2 separate regions of the Mus musculus genome follow, and region 2 is linked to region 1. A link is a loop called in an ENCODE intact Hi-C map of the cell type or tissue named here. Cell type or tissue: left cerebral cortex. All regions are shown on one strand. Each heading gives the region's core, and the rest is flanking DNA. Links, peaks and the distances in the headings are about the cores only. Region 1 holds the start of 4930431P22Rik (RIKEN cDNA 4930431P22 gene). Region 2 has its middle 87 kb from the start of Lacc1.

The links. A loop is a pair of places that touch in the nucleus more often than their neighbours do. Peaks named below come from ENCODE experiments on the same cell type or tissue, not always from the same donor. Only the 100,000 strongest peaks of a DNase experiment are listed, where the experiment ranks them.
Region 2: it touches region 1 in a loop (2.5-fold over the local background); 1 of 42 quality-filtered maps calls a loop at or near these places.

Annotation. Positions count from the first base shown.
Region 1 is chr14:76,756,039-76,764,826 of GRCm38, reverse strand. It overlaps 4930431P22Rik (RIKEN cDNA 4930431P22 gene), which reads right to left and starts at 4,696. Exons shown (of 2, transcript NR_153763.1): 1 at 4,452-4,696; 2 at 2,612-3,079. In left cerebral cortex, for the core only: no CTCF peak of the experiment used is centred there; DNase peaks (open chromatin) are centred at 2,985, 3,403, 4,004, 4,639 and 1 more place; H3K27ac peaks cover 3,791 bases.
Region 2 is chr14:76,945,206-76,953,993 of GRCm38, reverse strand. No RefSeq gene overlaps it. Among named protein-coding and RNA genes, the nearest start is that of Lacc1, 87 kb to the left of the region's middle. In left cerebral cortex, for the core only: no CTCF peak of the experiment used is centred there; DNase peaks (open chromatin) are centred at 4,875 and 6,800.

The DNA.
Region 1 (8,788 bases), core at 2,275-6,274:
AAAGACAGAAGTGCTCAAAGTCAAGGCAGAGAGTGTGATCTTCAGAAAGGAAGCCCCAGTGGTCTCTGGGTGGAACATATGACTGGGATTCTCAGATCTGAAGGGACAGGGAGCCAGCACAAGAGGGAGGTGTCGGAAGTGCGAAATCAGCTGAATACTCACTGTGTTTAAAATGTCAAGAACAAGACAGGGAGGAAAGGGGAGGGGGAGGGTGCCTTTTGGTTTGTGGGAGGCAGGTTACAAAATGCTCGAAACACGCATTCTTGTGTCTGCCTGTTACAAGTTCAATCTGCAGGCCGCTGGGAGCCAGGGAACAGAGGAGCTTGAGCGCAGCCCACTGAGCTCTGCCTCCACCTTCTTGGGCTCTGGAGGAGTCTCCCTCCCACTACTGCATCAAGAGCTTGTTAGAACATCAGACACACCCAATGCAAGCGAGATCTCAAAGAGCCGGCTAAAAGGCTGCATGGCATTGTGAAGTGCTCAGGAAAGTGGAAGTCTCTTAGTTTAGTTTAGTGGCCTTTCTCTTAGTTTTGCTTCTAAAATGTGACTCTGGGGATGGGGTGGGGGGGTGTAGGGAGAAAGCAACTGAGGCTCAGTCCCACAAGAAACACCCCCACCCCCACCTCCATCCCCAGAGATCCAGGCAAACTCATCCGTAAGGTATTGATCATCAGAAAAGCAGAATACATTTTACCTGTAGCATCCCTCACTGGCACATCATTAACTCAGGGTGCATCCTGCGTTAAAGGGGCTCAGCACACACCTGTATAGGCCAGAGAGCACTGCCTGACTGCATGCAGAAGTGTCCATGAAGCTGCTCATGAGATCCAGAGGGCTCTGCTCCAATAGATCAATTTGTCCCAGCCATCACAGTTGAGACTGTTCCCCTCTCTCCTGTCTCGGTGTGAGTGTATGCGTGTGCAAGCATGTGCGTGTGTGCACAAGAGCAGGTGCACAATTCAGACAACTTCTTTCATTTGTACTCCCCAACTACAGCCTTAAACCTTGAACCCCTGGTGACTTCAGCCATACTGGGCAAGGCAACTTAGCTTTGTCACAGGAACAAGTGGAAAGAGCCTCCGGATGTCTAACCGCTCTGGTGTAAATCCTTGCCAGCTTCCTACCCTGCCCATTGGCTGCTCGAGCTTAAGCCAGAATGAAGAGGAAAAGGGACAATTGCAAGCTATGCAGCAGAATTCAGGAATTTTTGAAGTGTCTGGTGTCAAGTTGAAGATGATGCTGAAATAGTTAACGAACCTTCCAGAAATGTTCTTTCCCTCTAACACTGAGTTTGTATACCCAGAAGCACTTGCACCCCTAAGGGATGTTCCTTCCAGAGCCTTCTCCTGGCCACCCATGGACTCAGGCATTAGTTTCAGATCCTAAGACAGGAATCTTTCTCGTCACTTTTCAAAGCTCTGCTTTCTCTCCCTCACTGGTTCTTGTTATTTGGGAGACGTTGGGTCACCCTGTCTGTCACTCTGTCCACAGAACATCCTCTAGTCTAAGAGACACTAGACCTTTGTTTACAATAGGCGGGTCAGAAGGAGTGGGGGGGGGGGGTGGCGGGACCAGATCACTCTGAAGCACACAAGAAATCCATTTGCCCACAGAGCAGGCTTTCCCACTTCTGAATGTGTGCTGGCCCCGCTAGTCTCGGGCAAGCAACAGTTTCTGGACTTGCTATACACAGCAGTGACTGTAGCAATACATCTTCCCTAAAATATTAGTAAAGAATGAGAAGGGTATCCGCCATGTGGTTAGTATGTGTCACTGATGTCTTCAGAGACGCAAGTGGTTAGCCATCCGTCTCCAGCCAAACCAGGCGTGCTCTCATGAGGAGGGAGGACGGAAAGATAAAGACAGTGCCCGAGGCTTCAACGACTGCCTGATCTACTCAAGGTTGTCACAGTGGTAACAATAGCCATTGTAGTGTGCACTGCAGGCCCAGGGGAGGCCCATGGGGTTGCCTAGCCCGTCTATACAGAAACAGAAAGAAAATCTCTCATCACCTAGTTAGATAAAATAAAGGCAAAGCGCATTGGTATATAGGCCCATTGCTGGTGGGGGCTTGGGGGAGATGCCACACTTCTCTCAGGATAAATCCCCACATCAACCTAAAGAGCAGTCAGGGAGAGAAGCCACTTCCCTCTCTATCTTCTGAGCCAAATGCTAGCCTCCTGCGGGAACAGGGCTGTTCTTGGCTCTTATCTGTCAACACGGGGGCGAGGGATCCAAACAGGATGCCCGAGGAAAGAATCTAGAAGAACTTCAAAAGGCGAAGACACAGCAACAATAAAAAAAAGGGAACAGGGCCAGGAACAAAGACTAAATGTACCGGGGTAGGTAGCACCTTCGTTCATAAAAATAGGGATGAGTGGATGTCCCAAGTGGAGCTGGGTCTTTGACAGCATTCCAGGACTGAGAAGATGGGCCCTGCCCAGTGGGAGCCAGGGTGTCCCCTGAAGGCCCAGGCCCCAGCTCTCTGCCATCTTGCTTGAATCCTGAAGGATTTACCCAAGTCAGCGGGCCTTCATTTTGCAAGACGAAGGCTCTTCCTTTGAACAGCCTAGAACAGACGTGCAGAAATTGGCTGAAGAGAATATTCTCTGAGCTCCACCTTTAATCACACTGAAACTGCCTCCAGGGCATTGTGGCATCAAGTTTGACAAACCACAGCATAATCTGGCAAAGGAAACCAATAATTGTCCAATACCAGGCCACCACTGTTCCTTGTAGGGTAAAACTCCCGATCAGTCTGAAACACCAGTTATCCTCAGCTCTTCAAACCTAATCCCCTCAAGCTCCTTGATCCACAGAACTTGCGTAAAGATACTTAGGCTCCACGCTTGCTAGAGCAAAGTCAGAGGACACACCACCCCTCCAGCCAACGGCAACACTGTGTGAATCACAAGGCAGTCATGGCCACTCTGCCTCAATTTTGCGATCCTTGAGTCATAGAAGACTCATCTCTTCGAATGTCCGTCATTCACGCAAGCGTCTTTCTCCAGGTGGCCCGGGGCGGTTTCCAAGCTGCTGGCTCATCCCCTGTCATGTCACTTGAAAGGAGAACAAAAGGCTGGAAAACAGGAAGGTCATTTTTTTTAAAAATGGGGAAACTGAGGCTCCAAGAAGCCCTAGAGTGAAATGTGTAGACATTTCTGAGTCAGACATGCTCAAAGAACCAAAACAAGTTCTAACTCCTAAATGGACTATTTTCTTGGTTAATTTTATAAAGCTTTTATGACAAGGTGTTTTGATGCAGCAAACTCAGAACAGGCGAAGCCAAAACATATACTCACTGCCTCTTGTGTAACCATTTTCTCACCGTTTCCTCCATCTCTTCCCTCGCAAGCAGATCTGATTGGCTCTGTTTCTTTTACTTTATAGGCTCCTGTTTTCCTGTGGGCTGGATATGCTCCCATCTGACAGGCACGTTACCCCTTGTGCTTACATTGTTTTAACCATTACCTGGCTCTTGATAGTCTCTGATTTTGGAGTTCTACCACCCATTCCCTCCCCTGTCCCTGAACTATATATACCCTTGACTCCTGAACATGGAGGTTGACAATTAGTGGAGATCAAGCTTCACAAGTGGAGTGTAAAATGTCCACTTTATTCGTTTGCTTTTTTAAAAAATGGCATTTATCAGCTAAATCAAAATACTTGCACATCCAAATAGCCACTGTAATTAGGCTCTATTAAAATAGCTGCCTCCAAAGAACAGAGATCGTTGGTGTCACCCGTTCTGGCACCTGACTGGACCGTCTTTCCCAAGGCCTTCTGTTCTGCTGTATGCTGGTGTGTAGCTCATCAAAGGAGACGTGAGCGTCAGGGCTGCTTTTCACCCTGCTATTCCAAGCGAGGACTACGTAGGTGTCACAAATGAAGCTCACACGGAAGCAGAATAGGACACTAGTGGCACAGCCACGTGTCTCTGCCTCCCTGTAATGCAGCCTGGCTGGCATCGGCCTTCCGCCAACCCCTTTGCTGCCCCTATCCACCCACGAGCTCTTGTTGGGTCAGAAATGAGATTCTTTGACAGTGCCTGCCTGCCAGACAGACAGCCGATGCTGGGATGTAGAAAGCAAAAGCAAAAGCTGCTTTCTAAATTAAGCCTGGGCTCATTTATAAAAATAAATAGCCACAGCCTAGCAACGTGCTCGCAGCTTAGCTTTCTTCTGTTATGAAACCGCCATGGCTGGGGCCCAGGATGACAGAGTCAGAACAGGACCCCCACACCCTGACTCCTCCCATGTGTAGTAGTCATCCTGGGGAGTGCTGACAGTGGCCCTTGGAGAGCCTTGCTCTTCATTCAGGGTCAATCTAAGGCCAGGCTCCAAGGGCAGAGGGGATTCAAAGCCTCCCAAATATAATGAGTGCCCCCCCCCCCCCCGCTGCCATGAGTGCATGGACTACACTGTCAGTAATAACTATTATCGTCTTCGAACCTTCTCTCTGTCTTATGTCAACAGAACCTCCAGTGATGAGTTCTGCTTGAAAGAAGGACTATGAGAGAAAATAGTGGATGATCTTTTGATCGTAGTCTTGCTGGGACACTCAGAAGTAGAGCCCACAAGACCCTTGGAGACTCATGGGACATGTGGCAGCGTGGTATGAAGGATCTGTTCCTGCCATCAGCTCTCTCAAGCTTTGAAATGACATGTCAAGTCAGAGTGATCCAAGGACTATGGCCACCTATTCTGTGTTGCTAGGATCAGAATGACGGAGCTTCTGGGATATTCTATATGGTCCCTAGTAACCAGAGAATGCCCAAGGTAGCATGTCAAAATGAGTTCAGAGTTGGGTCCCTCCATTACAGTACTAAACAGAGCAGAGATTGGCCTAGAATGTTCTTCAAAAGTCGGTCTTCTTCTAACCTGGCTTAGTCAGAAACAATGGTCAGTAATAAGAAAGTTCTTGCCATAACCAAATATGTGAGAATATATTATTTAACAGGTTTGTTTTTGGAATAATAACATGCATGTGGGAAAAACTAAACAGCAATAAAAAACATAGTATAATAACATCCAGATTCATCTCACAGTGTGCAGTAGATTCCATAGACTCTGTGACAGTTCCCATCTCAGCCACCCAGACTACCAAAGCTTGGGGTCTGAAGTCTGGGCGGAAAAACATGATGAGGATTCAGCCCTAAGAGAATCAGCAAACTGAACAGACTCCCCCTAATCTATAGTGACAGCTCCCTGATGGTGCATAGTGATGCCTCTCTAGAGCAGGAAAACCACAGCAGCAACTCTGCAGGCTACACTCCAACCTGGTGAGACCAGAATGCTAATCGTCCCAACCCAGGTCTCCCGTGTCTGACATGGCTGCTCTGTGACAAGACCCCACTGAGAAGTTGTGTTGGATGTGGTTGCCTAAACAAGGCCAACAAGCTGACACCAGTTGATATACCCCTGAGAGATCATACGACACTAATTGGTCAGCCCTAGACACTCAGGTCTATGACCTTACCTTCTTGCAAACTCAGAACTGATCCACCAGACAGGAGCAATCGAAACTGTGCTTCTGCGTCTGTACTGTATGAGGATCCAACCAACACTACGATGCTCTTCCCTGTCTCTGAGCTCTTTCTACATATCAGCGTCTTGCCTTATGGTGAGTTTGCTTCTGGTGTGAGAAGTGGGACTTCTTTGGCAAAAACTTTGAGGATAGTTTCTGCCTATCAGTGCTTTAGTTTTTGGTCCATCTGAATCACAAGCCTAGATTGTGTGGTGACCTCTGACCAATTAATTCCATAGCTTTGTATGCCAAAGACTTCCAACATTGGTTTCCATAACTATTTCTCTCCCTATCTAATCCCTAGAAAGATCTGGGATTCTAGAATTCCTGAGAAACTCATGTAGTCTCAACCTTTCACTTTGAGGATGGAGACCCAGAGACAGGCAGAGCCAGGTACTTGTTGTGCAAGGGCATCTGCTTAGTTTCACCCACCCTGCCCTAACTTCTTACAGCCTAACAGTGCTTTGACAGTGATTTTCCTAGGGCAACAGTTCAAATTCCACCCTTCTGGAACTTGGAGACCCATTTTCTTCTGGACAGCATACCTCTCTGGCCTTTGGACTTCAGCACACACCACAAGCAGCCCAGATCCTCAGCCTCCAGTACACGCACCAGGAGCTCCCTAGATTCTCTGCTTCCAGCAAATGTACCAGAAGCCACCCCAATCCTTTGGCTTTAGACTGAATTACATGAGCAGCTTTCCTGGTTCTCTAGTGGTGTGAGTGGGATTGTTTGCTTTCATATCTACTTACCCACATGAAGTCAAAGGTCTCTCCTGTTCCATTATTCTCTATATAACCCAGCCTTATGAGGAAGAGTTTTTCATTTTGTGCAAAAAGATTAATCCTGCCTATACAAGACCTTTTGCAACAACCATCCTAGTTTGACCAGGCCCCACAGGGTTACAGGGAAACAGGACTTTAGATGCCATAACTAGACATTTCCTAGGCAGGCAGGTAAGTTGGTCACCCTGGTGGGTTTCATGTCCCTTTCCTAAGGACCTTTCCACACAAATAACAAACCATAGAGCACATGAATTGAAACCAAAATAGCATCAAATCGATAGGATTGGGAAGATAACTGGAATGGATATTAAGCAATGTGTCTTAAATGAAAAGATCCATGAATAAGATGGGAAAACAAGGTGATCAACAAGGAAAAATAGCCTTTCTATCAAGGGATTTGTGTAAAGACATGCCACCCAACCAGACGGCCTGAGTTTGATCTCTAGGTCCCATATGGTGGAGAGATTAAAGTGACTCGAACAACGTATCTTCAGACTACCACATTTGTAACACACACACACACACACACACACACACACACACACACACACACACTAAAAGTAGTTAAAGCCACTATTGTTGAAGAAAAGGAAGAAGAAATGTTAAGTAACAGCCACCCACATTACATAAAAATAGGCCACATGAGTTTATCCAAAGGAAGGTGCTTCTTTGGGCCAGGACACTACTTGGTCCTCTGAGGACTGAGAGGCTGAGCATCACAGCTCACAAGAGGCCTACTGACCACATATCACAGCATAGCTGTCTGAGAACCTTTATAATTGTGGTACTCTGGCCTGAGTTTGCCTGTCTAGATGCTATCACTCATTACCCCTAGGCTTTGGACAAAAACGCGATGTCATAAAGTTTCCTTAAATGGCATTTCCCAAAGTGGAACCGAAGTGGGTTCCTATTTACATTTTCACTTCCCGTGTCCAGGTTTAGCCCACATAAACCAAGTCACACGTTAAACAATGACTTAAGGACTTCAGTCTAAAAGAAAGCCATCCTCCAGTGACCTCTGCCCACATGCAATTAGTGAATTCTTTGAAAAACAACAAAATAAAACAAAAAACTTTTTTTTTATTGACACCAACTTAAAACCTAGAAATTTTTCATTATGTTAGCTAAGCTTTCTCCTTTTGCAAAGGGTATTCTTGGGGGCCATAATTCCCTGGTGGTCACGCTCACGTGGGACAGAGAACCTAGATAGTATAGCAGATTGGGTGTGTTAGATGCCAAGATTCAAATGCACTCCCTACTAATTTTAGATAGCATTATTTCTGAATCCGTCTTGGCTTCTCATCTTTATGGATAGTTAAAGCAATCAAAGTTATTTTTGTGTGCAAAGTGCTTTCAAATGGTGACTACCACATAACGACCATTTAATAAACGTCAATAGCTATCCCTTTCCCCCTTACGTAGGTAGCTTTGCTATTTGTCTTCAGAATTCTATGAGCATAAATACTAGTCTAGATGCTTTAACTAAGTGACCTTGGAATCTGCAATGCCTTGAGTCACTAGGTGATAATTCAGATACACATCTTCCTGAGTTGATTAGCCCCTAGGAGGTGTCAAGTCCTTGGCCAACAGATCGAGTCTATATTCTTCATTGCATGTCTATCTGTGTTCACATGTAGAAGTACATGTGCCTGTATGTGGAGAACAGAGGTCAACTTCAGGTATCTTTCTAAGTTGCCTCTCCATCTCAGGGTTTGAGATGGTCTGACACTGACCCTGGAACTCACCAGTTCACTGAGGTTGGATGACCAATAGGACCAGGGATCCACCTGTCTCTGCCTCCCCAGTGCCGTCATTACAGGTGTGTGCTGCTATGCCTGCTTTTTACATGGCTACTGGGAGTGAAAGTCAGTCCTCTTGCTTGTGCAGTGAGCATTTTACATGACAGGGCCTTCTCCTCTCCTCTTTCTTGGAGCATCTCCTGTGTCCTGATTGAGAGCATCATGAAACCTTTGCAGAGCCAAGCTGAGCCTTGGTTTCCTAATTAGGAGATCTGTGACAGAAGAAACAGGGTCCCCTGGATGCATATAAGTGCCTTGTCTATGCTCTGCCAGCAAGTCTTGAGTCGCTTCCCTTCCTCCCTTCCCCTCCCCTCCCCTTCCCTCCCCTCCCCGCCATCCCTCCTCCCCTCCCTTTCCTTTCTTTTTCTTCCCTTCTCTTTCCTTCCCAATCTTCCAACAAGCATAAATAGAAAATCTTGTGTTGTAATTTAGCTAGTAAGTCAATCAACAGATCCTTTGAGAACAAAGAAGGGTACTATCCCCGCACAAACGTGTTCCTAATAAAACATATTCTGTTGCTCAGCAACCCTGATGATGCCTCTTCCACAAGTATGATCTGTCTTTAGGTGACTAAGTAAATGCCTTGTGAGTCAGAAGAAGGCATCAGAGAGTTTTCTGGGGCTTCAGGTGAAGGAACAATATTGTGTACGGAGCAAAACAGGGGAGACACGCCATGTT
Region 2 (8,788 bases), core at 2,955-6,954, 190 kb before region 1:
GCTCTGGGGATTTACCAAATAGCAAAGTATGTTGCTTTGCTTCAAGAGACTCCCAGTTTACTGGACTAACACCTTTGTGTGTGCATGTGTGTGTTTCCATGTTATTAAAAAAAGTATATTTGTTGCTTGCAGAGTCATAATATACTCCAAGATACAACCATTTATATAGAGAGAATGTTTTGAAAGGCCACAAGTTGATCATGAACACTTTATTTCTTGTGGGAACGAGATGGGTGTACCCTAGAGGCAAATATTGTTTTCCCCTTGTGCCATTTACATAGTTTCAAGTAGAAACTATTTTATACAAAAATAAGGGGAATTAAGAAAAATTGGTGTGGTTAACAGTCAAGGATGCATGCTAGAGAATGAGGTAGTTGTGTAAGGAGTGTTTTTGATTTTATGCCTTTTAAGCTGAAGAATGGCCTGATAACTACAGGCTGCCCTTGTGAGGTAGAGTGGGTTTGTGGGTTGGATATTTGGCCTCTGTTCATATAAAAAGACTCTGACTGTGACTAGCATCAGTTGAAAATAAGCTGCAGAGCAAGCATCTTGGCAGTGGTACCCAAAACCTTCTATGGCTATGAAACAAGCTGTTCAGACACTTGGTCTGTCCTTTCAGCCCTGATGTCATCTCCCTCATGTGGCCTGGCATCCATTAAGCTTCCAAGGTAGAAACTAAGTCTGCTTCAGAGTCCTAAGCAAGCAATTGCATCAAGAGAAAAGGCAGATGCCTGTGGGGCCGGGCATGGCTGGCAGGGCCAGGGACGGGCTCCTTGATGTTTAGTTGGTGGCAGGATATACCCTGGGAGTTGTTAATTGAGGGTGGTTTTGATTGTCCTCAGTGGCACTGTCTTCCTGGCAACTGAACAGGGTCCTCTGAGTCATAAGGAAATCAAGTTTTCCTTCTGATGACTTTCAGGGAGCAATCTCCCTACTGGGCTCAGGTGGAAATGGCTTTGTGACTGATTGTCATTCCATCCACGGAATCTGAAGCAAATGATACAGAATAAGATAACTAAAGAGCTCCTTATGCCCCTCGCCCCCCGCCGCCCCCCCGTAACAGAATAGGCAGGCAACAAGGCTAAGCGCCAGTTCTATTATTGACTGGACTCTAGAACATCGAGACTAGGTCTAATGCCAATCACTGCATTAAAGTGAAGCAACCAGACCCAGAGTATAACCTACACCATTCTCAATTACAAGTTCCATACTCCACCCTGACACCTGACACCATATTACACCACAGCCACCAGAGCAGCAAGAATCCCCCATCTCTGCACTTCTGGTAAGACCCACCTTCTATTTCTAAATCAAACAGGAAGAATCTACGGGTCCCATCTTTTTCTGCCTTCATGGTAACTTTGGTCTGGACATTTTTTTATCTTCTCTGCTTTGGCCCCTTTATTCCTCTAACAATAACCACCTAAATCAGTCATCCTCTCAACAGGAAGTGAAATTATTGAGCACTAATGATGATCAAACATATGAAGCATGAGAAAAAAAGATTAACAAAAAGCTCTTGGTCCTATGTTGCCATGTAAGTTTAAATCCTTGAGTGGTGTTGGATAGTAAATGAAGAATCATAGTATAAATACAGAGCAGTAACTGTGATGGGGAGGTGGCAGAGAGGCATACAGTGTGATTACATCCACAGAGAGACATCTAGGAGGAAAGCCAACCAGGAAGACTTCACAGGGAACACAATGACTCCACCGAGCTGGGCTCTCAAGGATGGAAGAACCTGGAGTTCTTGGCAAATTGGTCTTTTCCCTTATGAGGCCATAACGCAATACCTCCTAAGTCAGACTAGAACCTGAGAAAGCAAGGATCCTGTCAAACACGAGGCTCTCGTTCAACAGGCTCATCTACCCATGTTGGCACACAGGGCCTCTTCATTAGAGAATAAAAAGACAAGTTTCACTAGACTAAAAAGACTGAGACAGGCGCTCTGCTACGGTTGCTGAAATGCTGCTTGATAATTATATAATATCACTGAGTCCTGTCCTGCCATAGAGAATTGTCAGTGACTTTCTTTAAACATTTTCCTCTGATGGCTTTTCTGTAGCTTCCCTACTAACGCCTACTTCCAATCACTTCTCCAAGAGTTCAAGGACATTTGGGGCTTTAAGGAGTAGCTATTTCCTTTCTCCTCACAAAGAAATCTGCTTTTAGCCCACAACTAGAATGGACTTGGCTATTTAATTCCAGTCCCAAAGGAACGCTGATGTGTAAGTATAATTGTCAGGTGACACATTCTGCTTTCTGGAACTCCCAGGATAGAACTTAACAGCAGTGAGCAAGGGGACAGTTTGGCATTTGTGGTTGGAGAGTCTGATTAACAAGCTCCTTTCTAGGGAACAAGGAGTGCCAGCTGCCTGGCACTGGCTACTGACGTTCTGTGAGGGACCTTGGCAGGGATATGTCGCAAACCTCCCTGCAGAATTCCCCAAGCTAAGAGAAGCTCATGAGTCACAAGTTAGACTGCTCTGGCAGGCTCCTCCTCTTCGAGGGAAACTTGTGTGGCTCAGGAATTATAAAAAGGAAAATAAAAAGCAGCTATAGATTGGGGAGGCAGTACAAGGATGTGTGAGTATAGAACGGGGGTTCCCAACATTCCTAATGCTATGACCCTTTAATGCAGTCCCTCATGTTGTGGTGACCCCCCCCCACATGAAATTATTTTTGTTGCTACTTCATAACTGTAATTTTGCTATTTTTATGAATTGTAATGTAAATATCTGTGTTTTCCAATGACCTTAGGTGAGCCCTATGAAAAGATCATTCAACCCCCAAAGGGTCTCGACCCACAAGTTGAGAACCACTGGAGTACAGAGATGGAACGGGATACAAATGTGTAGATGCTGAGTCCCTATTCCCAGGGAGAATGAATAAAGATCAAACTTTAGTTCAGACTGTTTAACATTTCTTGCAATTGATCAGTGAAGTCCAAGTCACACCCCAGTGCACTCACACATTAAACAGGGTTGATGGGTTGTCAAATAAATTAATGTGTGAAATAATCAGCTTAAGAACTTCACATGTAGGAGGAATTCAAATCATTGCAAAAACTAGTGGGGCTGGTTGATGTTGAACACAGGAAGAGAAAGTTTAACTGTATTTACCTAAACATACACACACACACACACAAATTTTGTTTAATTTTTCACATGTGCTGTTTCCTGTGATGTCACTGTGACTTTTCTTTGTCCACTTTGATGAATTTATTTAGTTTTTAATTTCTAGTGCAAACAAAACATGTTCATGAATAATTCAGAAGCTAGAAAGCAACAGAAGGGAAGAGAGAAGGTCACAGGGAAATTCTAACCCAGGTGAGTGTTCTTGAGAATGTTGTCCACGTCCCTGCAGGAACCTCTGTGTGTCTCTAGAATAGACAGTGATTTTTAGCTCCATACTTGTTACAAGGTAAAACGCTGTCATGGTGGAGTGAACGCATAGACACCCTTTGTTCCTTTTGCAACACAGCAAAGAACTCTTGTTCATTTAGTATGTCCTCGGTGTGCTTTATCTTTCAGATGATGGTTCAGTGAAGAATTTGCTCATGGAAGGGGGAAGATGGAGGTGGGGTGGCTCAGAGGGGTCTGACTCTTCTGCAAATGATAGTAAAGTTTTTGGTTGACAGTAGAGAAGGATGCTGAGGAGAGACCACCTATTATGATGTCGATAAGAGAGAACACAGGCTCTGTAGAGGTGTGCTGCTGTGGGTTAGGAATCACACATCCCTTCTCTGGTGTTTTCTGAAAGTTTGCTAACTTTTTGTTGTCAGGCTGTTTGTGTGATGCTACTAGATTGGACCACAGTGTCATGTGTGACTTCTTTGATTTACACATAAGTGGGAGTTTCTCAGTTTCATCACTATTTCATTCCTTTGGTCATACCTGTGTGATAGAACTTCTCTCAAGTCAACAAGTACAATGTACAAGGCCTGCTTCTGTAGACACACTGCATCTCCTGTAGGAATACCTCCTTTTAAAGAAACGAATCCCCCATTGGTAGACATCTTGTTTGTTTTTAATTGTCCTGAATACCTTTGCCTTTCTTTGACTCTGTATGTGATAAGCTCACTGAATAGATAAAGTCTAAATTTTAGTACATAATGCCAACAACAACAAAATCATGCTCTTCTATTGCATAACCCTACCCCCACACAACCAGATTCTCATTGTCATTGATCGGTGCAATTCCCGTGATTTTGACAATATACCCAAGCATGCATCTAAAGAAGATGAAATCAAGCAAGATGAAGAGGCTCTGGCCTAGGGTGTGAGAACTGAGAATTCTGGCTGCTCTAGAGGAACTGTGGTGCTGAAAAGCCAGATGACAGCAGGTCTGCTAAGTCACACACAAACCAATGCAGCCTGAGGAACGAGTTCCAGCCCGATCCATCTGTGCAATACTGGCCTGCATGCCACGGCCATGCCATGACCTGAATAGAACTAGTTGGCACTAGAGAGGAAGCCCCTCCTTTCACCTGGATAATTATGTTCTCTGTTTTAGGTAACAGAAGCATGGGTGGAGGCAGGGGGACTTGAGGGCCATTTAATCATGCAGAACCTGATGGCCAAATTCCTCATAAATGCAGTATTTATTACAAAAAGTGCTGACATTGGCAGTACTAATCAGGATCCCTTTCCCTCATTAAAAACAAAGCCCTGCAGATTAAAGGCCAGCATGTCCAACTCCGAGCTGCTTTTAAAGCAGATGTGCTGCACAGAACGCTCTTCCCAAGTCTGTGTCCCTGGACTGCCTCTGACCTTGGCCCAGGAGGACTGCTGGCTCCATGCTCATTTGTGCTTGGTTTGTGTGTAGAAGCCCAAATCCAGACGGTTCTTTCTGAGTTTATTTTACTAGCTCAGGTCCTGCTGGACTCTTAAGGACTTCAGGCACCAGAACAGCTGTGTTTAACAGTGTAGATTAAGTCCCTGCCTAAGAGACCCATCTGACTTGGCAGTGTTTCTCAAAACACAAGTGGCACTAAATTATAAATGGAGAAAGAATCAGGCCTAAAATAAACTGTCACCAGACAGGAGATAGCTCCCTTCCATCTCCCTCTTTTCTGTTTAAAACAGGGGTTTATTGTTTTGTTTTACATCTTCTTCTTAGGTGGAATGCACTGTTTTAGACTTTTTAAAAAAAGTATTTGTATCATAATTTCTAAACACTCATAAGGAGGAATGGGTCTGTTAGCTCTTTGTAGAGGACAGAACCCGATGAGATGGCTACGGCTCTGCTTTTAGTGTTCTTGTTTTGAAAAAGCTCACCACAGTCAAAGTGGATAGAGGACTTCACAATTGGAGCATGACTTGCGTTGCCTGGTTACGAGGTCCTCTCTAGGGAGTAGGTTATCAGGATATTTAGATGCACACAAAGCAAACAGGCAAAACTCATGCCGCCTGTAATTCCCCTGGTAGGTTAGGGGCAGCTTACAAGACAAGAGGCCTAGGTGGGAAAAGAAAGTTGACACAGGGTGGTGACGAGCATTTATTTCTGCTAGGTAGGATGCTCACCATCTGAGACCCCATGATGAGTTTACATAGCTCTAATCTTTGGGACTGTCCATACCTGCGTATCTGCAAAGACTTCCTGTAAAAGTTGTAAAATAAGAGGGTCTTTTGGTTTTGAAAGAAGTTAAAAAAAAAAAAAAAGGAGGCAGTTAAGTATACCTAAGGAGGGCACTATAGGTTCTTCTTGGACCATAAGAAAGGAAACAGAAGCCTCAAGTCAGGCAGAATAAAATGGAACATACCCACAGGGCAAGCCTCATGCAAGCTTCAAATACTGATGAAGGTTTTGTGAGATACTGACTGCCCTGCAGAATAGGTTATCAGTGAAAGGAGGTCCGTGATGTCATACCCTGTGATTTGGAGTACCATACCTGGATACCACCTTGAGAGAGAAACTAGAATTTGAAACCATTTAAGCCACCAGGTAGAGTGATAAAAATTTATAATCCTAATAATTGGAAGAATGAGGCAGGGGGATTACCCATTGGAGGCCTGCTAAGCTAACAGAGTAAGTTCAAGGTTAGCCCAGAATTCTGCCTCAATATAAAAAGCAGCAGTTGTCAACCTGTAAGTATTGACCCCTTTGGGGGTCTCATATTAGACATATAGATGTTTCCATTATAATTCATAACAGCAGCAAAATTACAGTTAAGAAGTAGCAATGAAATAATTTTATGGTGGGGGTGGGGGTGTGTCACCACAACATGAGAGACTATATTTAAGGGTCGCAGCATTAGGAAGGCTGAGGACCACTGATAAAAAGGCACAGGGATGGGTATGGATACAGCTCAGGGGTGACATGCTTGCCTGGCACGTGGGAAGCCCCAAGTTCAGTCCTCTATAAGACAACAATCCGAATCCAGAGGTCCTGAAAAACAGGAGCATTTGTAAGTCAGGAGGGGGTGGGGGGCTTGGATTCAATCACATCTTCAGGGTGAGAAACAGCCACAGGAGACAATTATGGAGAAGAGAGACCTGAAAGCTGGCACCGAAGCTTGCAGTTAGCAAGGAGGTTCAGCTTAGGCCATTGAATGCACAGATATCAGTTCCTACCCTCAGAGGCTGATCTCAGCGGAGAGGAATGTTGGGGTGTGGTAAGTCCAAGCCTGAGGGCCACAGAAGGTCAACTTCCAGGGCCACTTACATGCCTTGAGGCTCACAGTAGCTAAGACTAAGAACACTGGGCACCCTGCACTGCGTCATTCTGGCACACTGATTAATGCTTGCTGGGATTTAAAAAGAGAATTCTACATGCTCAGGTCTCAGTACTGTTTCTTACTTGGACCATTTTCAACATATTTTAGAGAATCTTCCTGCCCCAAGCTTGACCATTAGTCACCCCAGGGTGTCTATAAGTAGGGAATAATCAGACAAAAAGAAAAACCTTACCAGCCCACAGACTGCAAAACTGAGTGGCCAGCAGAGGCTTCTAAAGAAGGGAAAGTATTTAAATAGAACACAGAGGGAACTCAGAATCTCAAACACCTAAACAGTCTTCCAAACCATCCAATCAGGAAATGGGCAACTGAACTGATCAGAGAGTTCTCAGGGGCAAAAGTAGAAATGCTTAGTAAGTATCTGAAAAATTGCTCAACATCTTTAGCAGTCAGGAGAATGTGACCCTGTGAGAATGGCTCTATCAAGAAGGTAAGTTCTGTTCAGATGTAGAGGCAGAAACTATTATTGCTGGCAGGGATGTAAGCTGGGACAACCGCTATGAAAAATCGTTTTGAGGTTCCTCAGAAAACTAAAGAGAGCTGCCCTATAACCCAAAGCGTCGTTTCTAGAGATGTGTCCTGAGGGATCTATATTATCTTAGAGACACGATTTCTGCTGGACTGTTCACATCACCATTATACAGAACAGCTTTAATGACCATCATCACATGAGCAGGTAATGACAATGTGGTATAAGTACACAATGAAATTCCATCTCACTAGAGAGAAGAATGAAATGTCATAGAAAAAAAGATGAACTAGGTGTTCAACATGTTAAGCAAATTAAGCCAGTTCAGAAAGACAAATAGTGTGTAGTGTGTGTGTGTGTGTGTGTGTGTGTGTGTGTGTGTAAAACTGAAAGTGGAGGGGGGATTACAAATATAAAGGAAGAAGTCTAAAGGGACAGGGGGAAATGAATGAAAAGACAGAGGAAGAATAAGGCAAAGAGCTACTATATTATCCTATATACCCAGAATACAAAAGTGTGTGTATGTGTGTGTGTGCTTGTGTGTGTGTGCTTGTGTGTGTTCTATGTGTTCTATATGAAAACTAAAGGGGTACTAGTTGGGCATAGAAAAGGATGAAAGGTGAGAGAGAGGAGATATCAGGAGGGTGATATAGGATAAAAATAATCATAGCACAAAGATATACATATGTAAGAATATGTCACAATGAGACCCATTGTTTTCAATGCTAACTAAAACAATAATAAAGCTAACAATAATAGGAGGAACATGGTATCATTAACAAGACGTTTAGCATTTAGTGCAGGAAGCCTAGAAGCTTCTTTGTCATGTCAGTGGCCACCGGACGTGTCTCTAAATCAAGCAACAAGACCAAGTTTATAACGTCACTAAGAAAGATGAATTGGGTACATGTCGGAAATGAATACTAAGGTTAACTGGGCAGTGTTCCAGGGCTTCAGCTATCAGTGAACCACCTACAGAGCTGCCCCATTAGGTCTTACAATTCTTCAGAGCTGTGCTGACCCAAGTCTGTGTTGCCTGCTGCTTTACTGGTAGGACATGGGCTGGGCTGGGATTGTCCTCCAAGTGAACCCAACACAACAGGGAATTCCGCTAAAGGAGCTAATTCCCAAGGAAGGATACATCTTACACTTGGCAAAGAACAAGGAACAAGATGCCTTCTATTGATGCATCCCATTTCTCCTTGTTTTTCTGCAAGCACCCAAAGTTATAACACCCTACCCCCACTGCCAGGTGGCTTTGTGCTAGATCATGCCATCCGTTTATAGGTCAGAGACAGTGTGATTTTAAGCTCTTTGGATCTTTTTGCATCTACATCCAGCACGGCTCAGGAAAGCCTATGCTATGGTTTGCATGTGACATGTCCCTACCACGAATCCTGCCAAGGTTTGGGCAGTGTGAGACAGGGACACTCAGTGAGCAGAAGCAGAGCCTTTGTGAATGCATTACAGCCTTCTCCAGTGGCCTTGTATTTTGCCTTCATGGCACATGAAGCCCTTCCTCTTTTCACCATGACTTGAAGCAGCACAAGACCAAATAGATGCTGATGCTATGTTCTTGG